Linked DNA regions of Homo sapiens: region 1 is linked to region 2. Evidence: read pairs that join two places in POLR2A ChIA-PET (ENCODE). Cell type or tissue: MCF 10A. All regions are shown on one strand. Links, peaks and the distances in the headings refer to the core of each region. The heading gives the core; the rest is flanking DNA.

Evidence for each region. Peaks named below come from ENCODE experiments on the same cell type or tissue, not always from the same donor. Only the 100,000 strongest peaks of a DNase experiment are listed, where the experiment ranks them.
Region 1: POLR2A ChIA-PET joins it to region 2 with 5 read pairs; 13 of 35 experiments call an interaction of 5 or more read pairs at or near these places.

The regions. Positions count from the first base shown.
Region 1 is chr5:151,668,779-151,673,149 of GRCh38, forward strand. SPARC (secreted protein acidic and cysteine rich) reads right to left here. Exons shown (of 10, transcript NM_003118.4): 4 at 4,351-4,371; 5 at 2,795-2,916; 6 at 886-1,006. Among named protein-coding and RNA genes, the nearest start is that of CLMAT3, 6.0 kb to the right of the region's middle. In MCF 10A, for the core only: no CTCF peak of the experiment used is centred there; DNase peaks (open chromatin) are centred at 2,653 and 3,423.
Region 2 is chr5:151,727,209-151,731,602 of GRCh38, forward strand. No RefSeq gene overlaps it. Among named protein-coding and RNA genes, the nearest start is that of ATOX1-AS1, 24 kb to the right of the region's middle. RefSeq lists an enhancer at 2,233-2,769. In MCF 10A, for the core only: no CTCF peak of the experiment used is centred there; no DNase peak of the experiment used is centred there.

The DNA of each region.
Region 1 (4,371 bases), core at 372-4,371, 58 kb before region 2:
CCCATGCTTCTTCCCCCAACCCTCCTTTTCTACTCTGTACCTTCTCAATTTCATACCTGGGGTCCCACGAGGAGAACTTTGTTTCCCACCCCCTACATACTTTTCTGCACCCTGTACACCTGAGGTAGGTGAGTGGCTCTCCTCATTGCCATCGGGTGCCAGAATACACAAGACCCACAGTGTGGATGTTGCCTTGGAGGGGGAGCAGGTGTGGTCTTGGGGGTCTCCCATGATAGGGAGGATACTGAACAAGGCACTTGGCCCCACTGAGTTTGCAGCTGGGGTCACTAACCAAAGATCAGACCACACCCTGGCATCCCTCCCCAGACAACTGACTCCCAGGTTTCCAGAAGAGGGTGCTTATCCTCTCTCTTCGGAGGGCAGATAGGAATGTAATGGAGTAAAAGGGTGAAGATATGACAGTACCAAGTAACAGGGCCCAAAGCAAACCGACAGGCATGCCCTTATTTTAAAGCATTCAAAATCAGATATTTTCAAAATATTTTGTAGGCCCAGGTCAAACATCATTTTTGCTTTACAGTGTTGAAGCAAGAAAGATTCAACTTAGCCTGAGAGAAGAAATTCTTCCTCATTAGAGAAATGAAATGCAGTTGTCTCAGATGCTAGTGAGAGACTCCAGAAATCTTCCCTGATGTTGACCTTCCATAATCGCTCAGTCCTTCCCCAGAAAGTGCCCTGAACTCAGAGTTGAGAGGAGCCAACTCATAGACAATTACCTCATTTTATAAATGGGGATGCCGAGACTCAGAAAGGGAGAGAGATTTGCCCAAGATCACCCAGCATGGGGGTGGCAGAGACAGCATCAGTGCCAGCTCAGAGCTCTCTCCCCAAGACAGGAGTCTGGAAGGGCCCAAGGACACTCACATTTGCAAGGCCCGATGTAGTCCAGGTGGAGCTTGTGGCCCTTCTTGGTGCCCTCCAGGGTGCACTTTGTGGCAAAGAAGTGGCAGGAAGAGTCGAAGGTCTTGTTGTCATTGCTGCACACCTGTTGGCAAAGCACAGAGTACCCCCTCCTTCATTCCCAAAGCCCTTCGCTGATACCAATATCCTTGTCCATTTCAGAGATGGGGACACTGAGGGTTAAGCAAGGAATGTCATTAGCCTGAGGTCATATAGTGAGTTAGTGATAGGGCTGGGCCACAAATCCACTTTTTGGGTTCCCAGGTCAATGCTCAGCCCAGGCTGAGAGCCATCGATGGTCTCTGAGCAGAGGCATGACTGAGTCAGTTCTGAGATATAGGGAAAAAAATCCTGGAAGATATTTGAAGAGAAAGTTAAAGACAGGAATGGGAGAGAAACAAGAGTGTTCAAAGAAGAGTTAACATAGCAGGCCTGGAATTGTTATCCTTAGAAAAGGCCTGCTTGTAAGGTCAGCCTGTGGCTGGTGTCTGGGAACTTAGCTGGGAAACAGTTCTCTGCACTGTTGTAAATCTTTCCCTAACTGATAAGAGTGGCTCGCTATGCCTGGACTGTTTGTACAAACAATCTGGTTTATGCTGAACATCTGCTTTCCTTCTGGAAGTGTGAAATTCTGGTGCATGCTAGGCAAAGGGTACCTATGTGACCAGCCTCCAATTAAAACTTTGGGTGCTGAGTCTCTAATGAACTTCCCTGGAAAGAAACATCACTCACATGTGGCTGCCTCTTTGTAGCTGGGGTAAGAATGCACTCTGATGACCCCTCTTGGGAGTCAGTCAGTCTCCACCCAGATTCCTCCAGACTCTGCTAGTGTCTTTTTCCCTTACGATCCAGCTGTATATCCTGAATATGTCGCTGTACTAAACCTTAGGTGTGAGTACAACTGTATGCTGAGCCAATGGAGTCCTAGTCGATCTCTGAACATAGGGGTGGCCAAGCAGAGATGTTGAGGGCTGGACATGCAGTGGCCGTAAGTAGCTGTGTTAGGAGGAGGGGAGCCTGTGTTGAACATCCTGTCCGTACTTATTTAGTATAGCTTATATGTCACTGCAGAGGGAGAACTGATGGGCACTGGTGACTGGGCACTGGGAGTGGGGAGGGGTGAGGAGGAGGAAAATGTTAACAATGATATTAAAATGTGGAGCCCAGAGGCTATGTAGTCTCTGGAGAAACTGAAGATGGAGAAGCCAGATGGGAGGCTGTAGGAATAGTGCTGGCCCTAGATTTGCTGCCATGAGCTAGACTGCCACTAGCATGATGGTAGGCAGGAGCAGGCACTCAAAAAATATTTACTTGGACGGATGGATGGATCCTATTGGAGAGAAGGGACATATTTGAGAGATAATTTAAAATTAAGTAGCATTTATTGGATACTTGTTATGTACCAAACATTTCTGACACATCTCCACAACAGATCTATGAGTTAAGGACTATTTTTATCCTCTCTTTGGATGTGAGAAAACTGAGACCTGAAAAGGTTCGGCAACTTAGCTTAAATCTCACACCTAATAAGTGATGGAGATGAGGTTTGAAGTCAACCTTCAGTTTGGCCCCAGAACCCGTATTTTTGGACCTGATTCTTTGCTGATGCTGTTATACTCTTAGCTCTAAGAGTCTGGCACAGGGCTTGGAACCTGATGGTGCTGTTTAAAGTCTTGCTGGTTGCTGAAAAGATCCAGTGCCAGGCAGAGCACTCTGACTCATCCCCTCTTTCCTGCTGGGACTAGGTCTAGCAAGGGGACTTCTGAGACTGGCACTGCCCCATAGAACCACCAAGCCAACAGTTTCCTGAGCAGACATCCTGTATTCCGAAGTGCCCAATCCCTTCCCCCTGCCCCTGTCTCTCAGCCCTCACCTTCTCAAACTCGCCAATGGGGGCTGGGCAGCTGGTGGGGTCCTGGCACACGCACATGGGGGTGTTGTTCTCATCCAGCTCGCACACCTTGCCGTGTTTGCAGTGGTGGTTCTGGCAGGGATCTGTAGGGCAGAAAGACAAGGGAGTTAGCATCACCTGGACTAGCACATCCACCCCCATCCTACCTGGACAGATCTCAGGGCTGACAGTCCTTGACTGTGGCCCCCACTCTGGGCTTTGGACAGCCCTGAGTCCTGCCTGCTCTTGCACTGAGCCTCACAGTCAACATTTAGGGCAGCAGCTGGTTCAGCCTGGGGATTAGAGGTTTAGCTTGAGATAGAGGTCAGGCACTTCTGGGGGGCTGGAGGCTCAGTCTGGGACCCAGAAACACTAGATACCATATGGCTTTCCTGAAGATTGAAGCAACCATTGTGTTCCTGGGTCTCCATTGAACAATCACAGTGGGGCATTTCTGGATTCCAGAATAAGCTTTCTAGAATGGCTTAGAAAGTCAGCTGTTGACACTGAGCCAGGGAGCTGAGGCCCAACAAAACAGACTTAAGTGGCAGTAAAGGAAAAGGGAGAAGAGCCTCAAAGTCCATGCTGGACAATAGAGCCTGGTAAACACCGGATGAGGTGGGCGTGGAGGCGGGAAGGAACATGACTCAGTAGATGTCCCTCTGTTCAACAGAAACCCTGTGCCCAGCTAGATCAAATACCATTAGCTATCCCCTCAGGATGAGAGCTTAATGTGGCCTTTTCCTCGCAATGCTTTATTTTGGGTGTTTTAATAATCCTTTAGCGGATGCCTACTCAGCTTGTCTGAAAACTTCCCGGCAGCCCTGGGACAAGGGTCTGCCATCTTCATCAGCCCCATATGAGAGATGAGAAACTGAGGCTCCGAGATGCTAAGCAAGCTGGCGTGGAGAAGCCTAGGTTCAAAGCTTGGTTGGACCGCTTCCAAAGTCCTTGCTCTTAACCCCTTGAGTACAAATGCTTTGCACCTAGGGCTGGAGCCAGAGCCCCTAGGTCATTTCTCTCCCAGGGCACTAACGCATGGATAGCATGGTACGGATTATGTCAGGTTGCATTTCCTCAGGACCTCGTTTCCTTGGACTGTGTGAAATAGAATGAGCTTATGAGTGTGCAAGTTCCTGATCTCTTCTCTCAGTTCTACTTCTCTGTGGGGCACGGGCTGATACAGAAGCAATGGGAGATTTCGGTGACCAGATGTGATCAGCGACCTCCGTGGGACTGGGAAACTCAGCTTTGGACTCAGGGCAAAGAGCTATGAGGGGAGAAGCCCATTTCCAGCTGGAGAACTCTCCTTCCTACCACACACATGGATGGCCTGGAAACCGATCTTGCCCAGATCCCAGGGGACTGAGTGCCACAGTTTCCCACTTGTTAAGTCAAAGCCGTGTTTCCTTCATAGCCCACTGAGGACCCCACCCTGCATTTCTGCTGGAAGGAGCCTCATGTAGGCTGTCCTCGTGCCCCAGGCCCAGGCAGCCAAGGGCAGCTTGGATGTGCCAAGTTACAGGGAAGGGACATACTTTCCGCCACCACCTCCTCTT
Region 2 (4,394 bases), core at 83-4,082:
GTGTGTGTGTATATATATATATATATATATATATATATATATATATATATATATGATTGAATCATATATATAATTGAAACCCAGTCCTATTCCTCATTCTCCCATACAAAAAGAAGTAAACAATACCTTACATTTGGAGTTTATCATTCCTATACATATTTTTTACTTTTAACACATATGTATGCCTCCCCAAATGATATATTTAGATTTTAAATTCTGACTGCTATATTGCCTGATGTATAAATACAGTGTGATATAATTACTGCTTTTATCTTTTCAGTCTCCTTTGGATGGATATTTGGGTTTTTTTTTTTTACAATTTTACATGTATGACTTTTTTTTTTTTTTTTGAGACAGACGCTTGCTGTGTCACCCAGGCTGGAGTGCAATGGCACAGTCTTGGCTCACTGCAGCCTCTGCCTCGCAGGTTCAAGAGATTCTTATGCCTCAGCCTCTCGAGTAGCTGGGATTACAGGCGTGTGCCACCACACCCAGCTAATTTTTGTAGTTTTAGTAGAGATGGAGTTTCACCATGTTGACCAGGCTGGTCTCGAACTCCTGGCCTCAAGTGATCCACCCATCTCAGCCTCTCAAAGTGCTGGGATTACAGGCGTGAGCCACCATTCTCAGCCTACATGTATGACTTTTGTGATTAAAAAAATAATGGGTGCAACAATAATCATCAATGTCTGCTAAAACCATGAGTTGAAGAGCTGATGGGGAGTTTATAATGGATGGACTAGGCTGACAACATCTGAATCCATCCATCCATCTTGATATTACACACAGAAAGACAAGCAGATATTATGTGCTGCCTGATATGATATAAGAGGATTTCATAGCACCGTCTATGAAAGATTGTCAGCAAAAAATCAAAGGTGGTTCTGATGAAGTATAAACCTAACCACCATTTTACAGGAACTTGAGGGGACTAAGGAACACATTGCATTATGGGGTGCACTCAGTAAAATCCAGAATTACAGAAGACCCTCCTGCACAGAAGACCCAACTTCCTCAACAGATAATTTGCGGAGAAAAACAAAAAAGGGCAGGAGTAGGGTTGCTACAGACTGAAAGACTTAAGAAACATCAATCAAATGCAATGTATGGACTTTGTTTGCATCCTGATTTGAACAAACCAAGGGCTTAAGAAAAGAATAAATAAATAACAATAGAGGAAATTTGAGCACTGGATATTTTATGATATTAAGAAATTTGTATTAACTTTTAGGTGTCATGATGGATAGGTTTTTTTTTTAAATCCTATCTCTCAGAAGAAATACAATAATACAAAAATTAGCCGGGTGTGGTGGTGTGTGCCAGTAGCCCCTGCTACTCAGGAGGTTGAGGCAAGAGAATTGCTTGAACTCAGAAGGCAGAGGTTGCAGTCAGCCAAGGTTGCGCCACTGCACTCCAGCCTGAGCAACAGAGCAAGACTCCATCTCAAAAAAAAAAAAAAAAAGAAAGAAAGAAAAGAAAAGAAAAAAGAAATACAATAATAAAATTAAATGATGCTGGTGTTTGTTTCAGAATAACCCTGTGTGGGGTGGGGGCGGGCAGTGGAAGATGCACCGAAACCGGCTATGACTTGGTAATTCTTGAAGCTGGGAGATGAGTGTATGGGGTTCATGATATTATTCACTTTACTTTCAGATATTTTTGGAAACTTCCATAATAAAATATTTAAATAAAATCCAGCTAGTTAATTTCTTTTTTTTTTTTTTTTTGAGATGGAGTTTCACTCTTTGTTGCCCAGGCTGGAGTGCAGTGATGTGATCTTGGCTCACTGCATCCTCTGCTTCCCGGGTTCAAGCTATTCTCCTGTCTCAGCCTCTGGAGTAGCTGGGATTATAGGCACATGCCACCATGCCCGGCTAATTTTTGTATTTTTAGTAGAGACAGGGTTTCACCATGTTGGCCAGGCTGGTCTTGAATTCTTGACCTCAGGTGATCCACCGCCGCGGCCTCCCAAAGTGCTGGGATTACAGGCATGAGCCACCGTGACTGGCCTCAACTAGTTAATTTCAACAAATAAGAGGTGTAGTCTTGGTAGGAAGATGCCAGGGGTTGGAGCCCCACTCTCAGTTCCTCCCTTTTCCCTGAGGTACCTGCACAGAGCCTTAGGTCTCTGTAGAACAGTTTGAAATCACTGATCTAGACCATGGATTATTGGGGGAACCAGCCCCCAATATTTCAATTTCGGTTCTTTATATTTTCCCTAAGTGTCGGCCAGTCTGAGAAATAAAGAGAAAGAGTACAAAGAGAGAAATTTTACAGCTGGGCCTCCGGGGGTGTCATCGCATATTGGTAGGACTGTGATGGCAACCCCAAGCCACAAAACCAGCAAGTTTTTATTAGGGATTTTAAAAGGGGAGGGGATGTACGAACAGGGAGTAGGTCACAAGGATCACATGCTTCAAAGGGCAATAAAAGATCACAAGGCAAGGGCAAAATTAGAATTACTGATGAGAGTCTGTGTCCCGCTGTGCATGCATTGTCTTGATAAACATCTTAACAGGAAACAGAGTTCGAGAGCAGACAACTGGTCTGACTAGAATTCACCAGGCTGGAATTTCCCAGTCCTAGCAAGCCTGAGGGCACTGCAGGAGACCAGGGCATATTTCAGTCCTTATCTCTACCGCATAAGACAGACATTCCCAGAGCGGCCATTCATAGACCTCCCCCAGGAATGCATTCCTTCCCCAGGGCTATCAATTATTAATATTCCTTGTTGGGAAAAGAATTCAGCGATATTTCTCCTACTTGCACATCCATCTATAGGCTTTCTGTGAGAAGAAAAATATGGCTCTATTCTGCCCAACCCCGCAGGCAGTCAGACCTTATGGTTATCTCCCTTGTTCCCTGAAAATTGCTGTTATTCTGTTCTTTTTCAGGGTGCACTGATTTCATATTGTTCAAACACATATGCTTTACAAACAATTTGTACAGTTAACGCAGTCATCACAGGGTCCTGAAGTGACATGCATCCTCAGCTTATGAAGATGACAGGATTAAGAGATTAAAGTAAAGACAAGCATAGGAAATCACAAGGGTATTGATTGGGGAAGTGATAAATGTCCATGAAATCTTCACACTTTATGTTCCGAGACTGCAGTAAAAACAGGCGTAAGAAATTATAAAAGTATTAATTTTGGGAACTGATAAATGTCCATTAAATCTTCACAATTTATGTTCTTCTGCCGCGGCTTCAGCCGGTCTCTCCATTCAGGGTCTGTGACTTCCCGCAACAATGGACAGACAATTTTCTTCTGAAAAGGGCAAAATAGTAAACAGTCTAGGCTATGTGGGCCAAATGGTCTTCGTTGCCATTCTCCAACTCAGCTGTTATAGTGTGGAAGCAGCCATAGATAATACAAAAATGAATATGACTGTGTTTCAATAAAACTTTATTTACAAAAACAGATGGTGGCTTGATTTGGCCTGCAGGCTGTCGTGTGCCAATCTTTGATCTAGACCAACCCCTTCATTTGTTTTATTATTATTATTATTATTATTGAGACAAGGTCTCAGTCTGTCACCCAGGCTGAGTGCCGTGGTGTGATCATAGCTTCCTGCAGCCCCAGTCTCCTGGGTTCAAGCAATCCTCTCACCTCAGCCTCCTGAGTAGCTAGGACTACAGGCAGGTGCCACCACCTGGCTAATTTTTAAAATTTTTTTAGAGTTGGGGTCTCACTATGTTGCCCAGGCTGGTCTTGAACTCCTGGCCTCAAGCAATCCTTCTGCCTTGGCCTCCTAAAGTGTTGGGATTACAGGCATCAGCCATCATGTCCAGCCTAACCCCTTCCTTTTAAAGTTGTGGAAACTGAGACCCAGGCGGTTAAAGTGGCTCAAGATCACACACACAAACACACACACACACACACACACACACACACACACACACACACACACCAAAAAAACCAGGACCTTGTGAAAGCAACTGCTGCAGATCCCAATCTTGACTTTAGGCCTGCGTATCTTGGTATTATGGGCAAATGAAAGCAAGCATATGGCAGGTGGGTGGAAGAAATCAGGGAAGCACAAGCTTATGTATCAGTTAGTGTTAGGTTCAGCTGTATGTATATACCAGTAAGCTCAAAGTAACAGTAGCTGTAACAAAAATGAAGATTATTTCATTCTCACATAGAAACAAAATCTGGAAATAGTTTAAGGCTCATGTATAGAATCCATCATCTTCTAGCTAAGTGCCATGGTGCATACCTGTAGTCTCAGCTACTCTAAAGGCTGAGGCAGGAGGATCACTTGAGCCCAAGAGTTTGAGGTTGCAGTGAGCTATGCCCTCAGCACTGCACTTTGGCCTGGGCAACAGAGTGAGACCCCCATCTCTAAAAAATAATAAATTAATAATAATAAGAAGAATAATCTTTGGAGAC